Linked DNA regions of Homo sapiens: region 2 is linked to region 1. A link is a loop called in an ENCODE intact Hi-C map of the cell type or tissue named here. Cell type or tissue: IMR-90. All regions are shown on one strand. Links, peaks and the distances in the headings refer to the core of each region. The heading gives the core; the rest is flanking DNA. Region 1 holds the start of XRCC3 (X-ray repair cross complementing 3). Region 2 overlaps TDRD9 (tudor domain containing 9).

Evidence for each region. Hi-C counts contacts between places; a loop is a spot of excess contacts. Peaks named below come from ENCODE experiments on the same cell type or tissue, not always from the same donor. Only the 100,000 strongest peaks of a DNase experiment are listed, where the experiment ranks them.
Region 2: it touches region 1 in a loop (8-fold over the local background); 2 of 110 quality-filtered maps call a loop at or near these places.

What each region holds. Positions count from the first base shown.
Region 1 is chr14:103,713,961-103,716,863 of GRCh38, forward strand. XRCC3 (X-ray repair cross complementing 3) reads right to left here and starts at 1,491. Exons shown (of 10, transcript NM_005432.4): 1 at 1,464-1,491. ZFYVE21 (zinc finger FYVE-type containing 21) reads left to right here and starts at 1,850. Exons shown (of 7, transcript NM_024071.4): 1 at 1,850-2,019. The coding sequence starts at 1,882. RefSeq lists an enhancer at 292-977 and silencers at 1,174-1,433, 1,514-2,083, 2,274-2,353, 2,454-2,523, 2,584-2,663. In IMR-90, for the core only: no CTCF peak of the experiment used is centred there; a DNase peak (open chromatin) is centred at 1,641; H3K4me3 peaks cover 1,567 bases; H3K27ac peaks cover 1,059 bases.
Region 2 is chr14:103,979,711-103,982,613 of GRCh38, forward strand. The region is part of intron 7 of TDRD9 (tudor domain containing 9); the gene reads left to right. Among named protein-coding and RNA genes, the nearest start is that of RD3L, 39 kb to the left of the region's middle. In IMR-90, for the core only: a CTCF peak has its summit at 1,110 (motif pointing left); no DNase peak of the experiment used is centred there.

The DNA of each region.
Region 1 (2,903 bases), core at 264-2,763:
CTCGGTCCCAGCTTCTCAGAGAGCTCCCGCTCTCACGCTCTCCACTGCTACCAAGGCAAACCTCGAACTCTCACCAGATCTCACTCTCCAGGGGCCCGCTCCATCCCAGCAGAGCAACCGGACCCTGGCCGTTCTGCCACTCACCTCCCTGCCGTGAATGCACCCCATCCATGGAGGCCCTGCTTCCCTGCCAGGTGTCTTCACCTCCTCCCCTCTCCTCCCCTCTGAGCACTGTGAACCCGAGAACAAATCTTCTTTGACAATAAACCGTGTGATTCGTGGAATCATACTTTGATCATCTCCTTATTTCCTCCACACACAAGGACCCCTGCACTGCCAATGGCCCCAGGAGAGGGCAGAGTCAGCCACAGGGACCCCACCTCACAGGCTTCAACACTGCTGATGCCTGTCATCCCAGCACCGTGGGAGGCCAAGGCGGCCAAGGTCGCCTGAGCCCAGGAGTTCAAGACCAGCCTGGGCAACACAGCAAGACCTACTCTCTACCGAAAAAAAAAAAAAAAAAGAAAAATAGCTGGCCAGTGTAGTGGCGCTTGCGGTCCCAGCTACTTGAGAGCCTGGGAGGTCGAGGTTGTGCCTAGCTGTGAAGACGCCACTGCACTCCACCCCGGATGACAGAGCCAGACTGTCTCAAAAAAAACAATAAAAATTCACGCCTTGTAATAAGGAATTAAAGGCAGGATGAACAAACATTTTCTTCTTTTTTTTGTGTGCTTTCTGAGATGGAGTCTTTTTCTGTAGCCCAGGCTGGAGTGCAGTAATGTGATCTCGGCTCACTGCAACCTCCGCCTCCCGGGTCCTGGTTCAAACAATTCTCCTGCCTCAGCCTCCCAAGCAGCTGGGATTACAGGCACGTGCCACCACACCCAGCTAATTTTTGTATTTTTAGTAGAGACGGGGTTTCACCATGTTGGCCAGGCTGGTCTTGAACTCCTGACCTCGTGATCCGCCCGCCTCGGCCTCCCAAAGTGCTCGGATTACAGGCGTGAGCCACCGCGCCCGGCCTAAAGGATTTTCTTTCCAAATCAAAGTATTAAAATAACTGTTCAGACCTCTCCCACTTCGATGCGAAGCCAGCGCGGTCCCAGGCGGACGAGCGAAGGCATCGAAGGCCGGGGGCGCAGCCGCGGGCCCACCTCGGCCTCCCCTGAGCGGACGCCTCCCCGCGCGCACCGGGGGCCCCGGAGACCGCCTTCCCCGCTCCGAACGCACGCGGCCCGGCCCCGGCGAGGTGCCTGAACGCTACCCGAGCTGCGGCGGGGCTCCCGGGGTGAGTGCTGCAGCCCCAGGCCCGCCTGCTCCCACAGGCTCGGGCAATGGAGACCCGCGGCCGCCCCCGCCCCTTGACCCTGCCTCACCCCTCACGCCCGCTGCCGCCCACGACCTCCGACCCCGCTGCCGCCCGGCTCGCAGCCCGGCTCGCAGCCCGGCTCGGCGGGCCTCACCTCCCGCGGGTTCCGCACTCCTCTTCCCGCCGTCCTGCTCCTCTCGGCCTTCTCCTCCAATAGGCGCCTAGCACCCTGAGTGGGCTACACCAATCAGAGACGAAGCGGCGCTAACGTGACTGACTAACTAACCAATCCAAAGTCTCAATCTCCCTGAGAGGGGCGGAGCGTACCCGGGCCAGCCCTCGCCGCCGATTGGTGATCGACCTCAGGGTTGCAGGGGCGGTGCCCTTACACGGATTGGAGAGGGCAGCGATGGGGCGGAGTTCAAGCTCCGATTAGTCCGCGCTCCGTGGCGGGCTTGGCGATTGGACGCCGGCGCTGTCAGCCGCGCGCGGACCGGGGCGGGGCGGGCGGTGCCCCGGGCTGGGCGAGGGGCCGGGTGCGGGGCCGCTGGCCGAGAGGCTGAGGCGGCGTCATGTCCTCCGAGGTGTCCGCGCGCCGCGACGCCAAGAAGCTGGTGCGCTCCCCGAGCGGCCTGCGCATGGTGCCCGAACACCGCGCCTTCGGAAGCCCGTTCGGCCTGGAGGAGCCGCAGTGGGTCCCGGACAAGGAGGTGGGTGGCCGTCGCCCCGGCCAGCGCCTCCGACCCGCCCCGCCGCCCCGGCCCGGCCCCGCGGGCTTCCAGGCTCCCGCGACGACCCCTCCGCCTCCGGGCGGCCCCTTCCCCAGCCGGCCCCCGCCCCCGCTCTCTCCCAGGTTGGCCGCGTCCCCGGGCCGCCGCCTCAGGCTCCTACGCCCGCGGGGAGGGCGGGAGGCGCGCGGTGTCCCGGTGCGGGGGTCCCGGGAGGGCAGGAGGCACCTGTCCAGGGCGGGCGCCGGGAGGCGGGGTGCGGGGCGCGGGCTGGTCCCGGGGGTGGGTGCGGCCCTGCCCGAGGCCGGTTCGTGCTGGGCTAGCGCGTGTGGACTGCGTCCCGAGAGCTGGGGCTCGCTCCCGAGAAAGTGGAAGGCGGAGCGCCTTCCTCGCAGGCTCGGTGGGGAGGGCGCGTGCTGTCCGCGGAAGCGCTGGAGCTGGCGGCCCCGCAGGGGTCCCTCCCGGGAACCGGGGGAGGCGTCGGTGCCGCGGGCGGGTGGCCGGTTCCGAAGCCACCTCCTGCTCGGAAGGAGGGCCAGGACCCAGTCTGCGGGCCAGGCTGCCCCCCGTTTCCCTTCGTCTATACCACCCTCCACCTCGGAAGCGAGGTCGCAGTCGCCCACTGGACAGTTTGAAGGAGACCGCAGATTTGCACCCGTTTCCCATGGGCCCAGACACGGCAGGAGTTGCCCAGGCCACTCCTGCAGACATTGGGGCGTGGGCGTGGGGTCCCTGAGCCAGGCCATCCGCTGGGCCTCCCGTGGGGTTCCCTGTGACCTGATCGGAGGTGCCTTTGCCTCACACCAGCCCCTTGGCCAACTGGGAAGGCCCCGAGTGCATTTAATCCCACTGGCTGTGCGCTAACA
Region 2 (2,903 bases), core at 156-2,655, 270 kb after region 1:
TGATCACTGGAAAGGTTGTGTTTGCCAGGTTTCTCCATTATGCATTACTGCCTCCTTTCCACATTGTACTCTTGAGAAACAAGTTGCCAGGTGAGGCTCTATTCAAGGTAGGGAGGAGGTAGCACTTACATTTACAACATTTAAACAATTTGCATTTTCTGACTCTTTTTTTTTTTTTTCTTTGAGATTGGGTCTTGCTCTGTTACCTAGGCCGGAGTGCATTGGTGCGATCATAGCTCACTGTAACCTTGAACTCCTTGGCTCAAGAGATTCTCCCATCTCAGCCTTCCAAGAAGCTATGACTACAGATGCATACCACCATGCTTGGCTAATTAAAAAAAATTTTTTTGTGGAGATAGGGTCTTGCTATGTTGTCCAGGCTGATCTTGAACTCCTGTCTGTAGGGACCAGCCCCACAGGGTCGGTGGGTTTTTCTCCCCGTGTGCAGAGATGAGAGATTGTAGAAATAAAGACACAAGACAAAGAGATAAAAGAAAAGACAGCTGGGCCTGGGGGACCACTACCACCAAGACGCAGAGACCAGTAGTGGCCCCGAATGCCAGGCTGCGCTGATATTTATTGGATACAAGACAAAGGGGCAGGGTAAGGAGTGTGAGCCATCTCCAATGATAGGTAAGGTCATGTGGGTCACGTGTCGACTGGACAGGGGGCCCTTCCCTGCCTGGCAGCCAAGGCAGAGAGAGAGAGGAGAGAGAGAGGGAGAGACAGCTTATGCTATTATTTCTGCTTATCAGAGACTTTTAGTACTTTCACTAACTTGCCACTGCTATCTAAAAGGCAGAGCCAGGTGTACAGGATGGAACATGAAAGCAGACTAGGAGTGTGACCACTGAAGCACAGCATCACAGGGAGACGGTTAGGCCTCCGGATAACTGCGGGCGGGCCTAACTGATGTCAAGCCCTCCACAAGAGGTGGAGGAGCAGAGTCTTCTCTAAACTACCCCAGGGAAAGGGAGACTCCCTTTCCCGGTCTGCTGAGTAGCGGGTGTTTTTCCTTGACACTGACGCTACCACTAGACCACGGCTAGACCATGGTCCGCTTGGCAACGGGCGTCTTCCCAGATGCTGGCATTACTGCTAGACCAAGGAGCCCTCTGGTGGCCCTGTCCGGGCATAACAGAAGGCTCGCACTCTTGTCTTCTGGTCACTTCTCACTATGTCCCCTCAGCTCCTGTCTCTGTATGGCCTGGTTTTTCCTAGGTTATGATTGTAGAGCGAGAATTATTATAATATTGGAATAAAGAGTAATTACTACAAACTAATGATTAATGATATTCATACATAATCATATCTAAGATCTATATCTAGTATAACTATTCTTATTTTATATATTTTATTATACTGGAACAGCTCGTGCCCTCGGTCTCTTGCCTCGGCACCTGGGTGGCTTGCCGCCCACACCTGTCCTCAAGTGATCCTCTTGCTTTGGTCTCCTAAAGTGCTGGGATTACAGGCATGAGCCATCATGCCTGGCCTCTGACTAGTTTGAAATGTGAGAGTGATGATGGTTTACCAGTCTTCTTTCCAGCTGGCTGAAGTCTAATTAATTCCTATTGATGTTCATTGTGTATTTTCTGTCAGAGCTCACAACACTTAGATGCTTCCTTGTGGACCCGCTGAGGAGCTGGATCAGGCCTTGCCACTTGCTGTCTGAGCCCGTGTGGTCAAGACAACCCAGCTTCTAGGCACCCAGGGCCCCCTTGCCTCATGGGTGGGTTATGTTCAATAGAATAGAGAATGTCCAGCTTTAGCAAGATTTATCCAACGTCTTGTTTTTGGTACCTGATAGGTGCTCAGTAAATATTTCAGTGAATGAATATGCAACACTTAGCTGTATACAGATGTTCCTTGACTTGTAATGGGGTTATGCCCTGATAAAACCATTGTGAGTTGAAATCATTAAGTTGAAAATGCATTTAATACACCTGTCCTCCTAGCCTACCTTGAATGAGTTCAGAACACTTATTTAGCCTATAGTTGGGCAAAATCACCAAATACAAGGCCTATTTTATAATAAAGTGTTGAATATCTTATGTAACTTATTGAATACTGCACTAAAAGTAAAAAGCAGAGTGGTTTCATATCACTGTAAAGTCTAAAAATATAAGTTAAATCATTGTAAATCAGGGACAGTCTGTGTTAATTTTGAGCTTATAAAAATGGTGTTGTTTTGTATAGATCCTATTATACAGCTTCAGAATCAGAGGACCTTGGTTAAAATTTCAGTTGTGTTACTGTCAGTACTCTTGTCATGTTACCTCACCACACTGTCTGCTGTTACAAGGGAGACTTGTCATGTTACCTCACCACACTGTCTGCTGTTACAAGGGAGAAGCCCCCTTTCTTCATGGAGCACCAGCCGCGCCTCCTGGGTTTCATGTCTCATCCTTCTTACCTTCTTAGGGACCTCATCTGATCTACTGTTTCCCCCTCCCCATTGTCACCATTAGTGTCTCCTTCTCTGCTGTCATTTTCTTGTCCACACTGAAACATAACTGAAGCTCTTTCACCTTTGCGAACACCCACCTTAGGTCTCAGGCTGCTCTCCAGCCGTTGCTGGCCTGTGGACTCTCTCATTCTCTACTTTTCTACCTCCCGCAGGCAATTCATTTATTGCAGGGTGGTGTCCCCTGTTGCCACTCAGACTGCACCTGCCAGGGTCCCTAGTGACCTCCTTGTCGTTAGGAGAGCTCTAGGTAAGTCCTAGACTTACCTGGCCTTTCTGCAATATTTGACACTGTTGGCCACTTCGATTCTTGAAACTCACCCTCTCTTTGGGTTCTGTGGTGGCATCCTGGTTTTTCTGTTACCAGATCTGGCTGTTCCCTTTCAGTGTCCTTTGGAGAGTCCTTTTCATCCTTTATATTCAGCTTCTTAAAAAA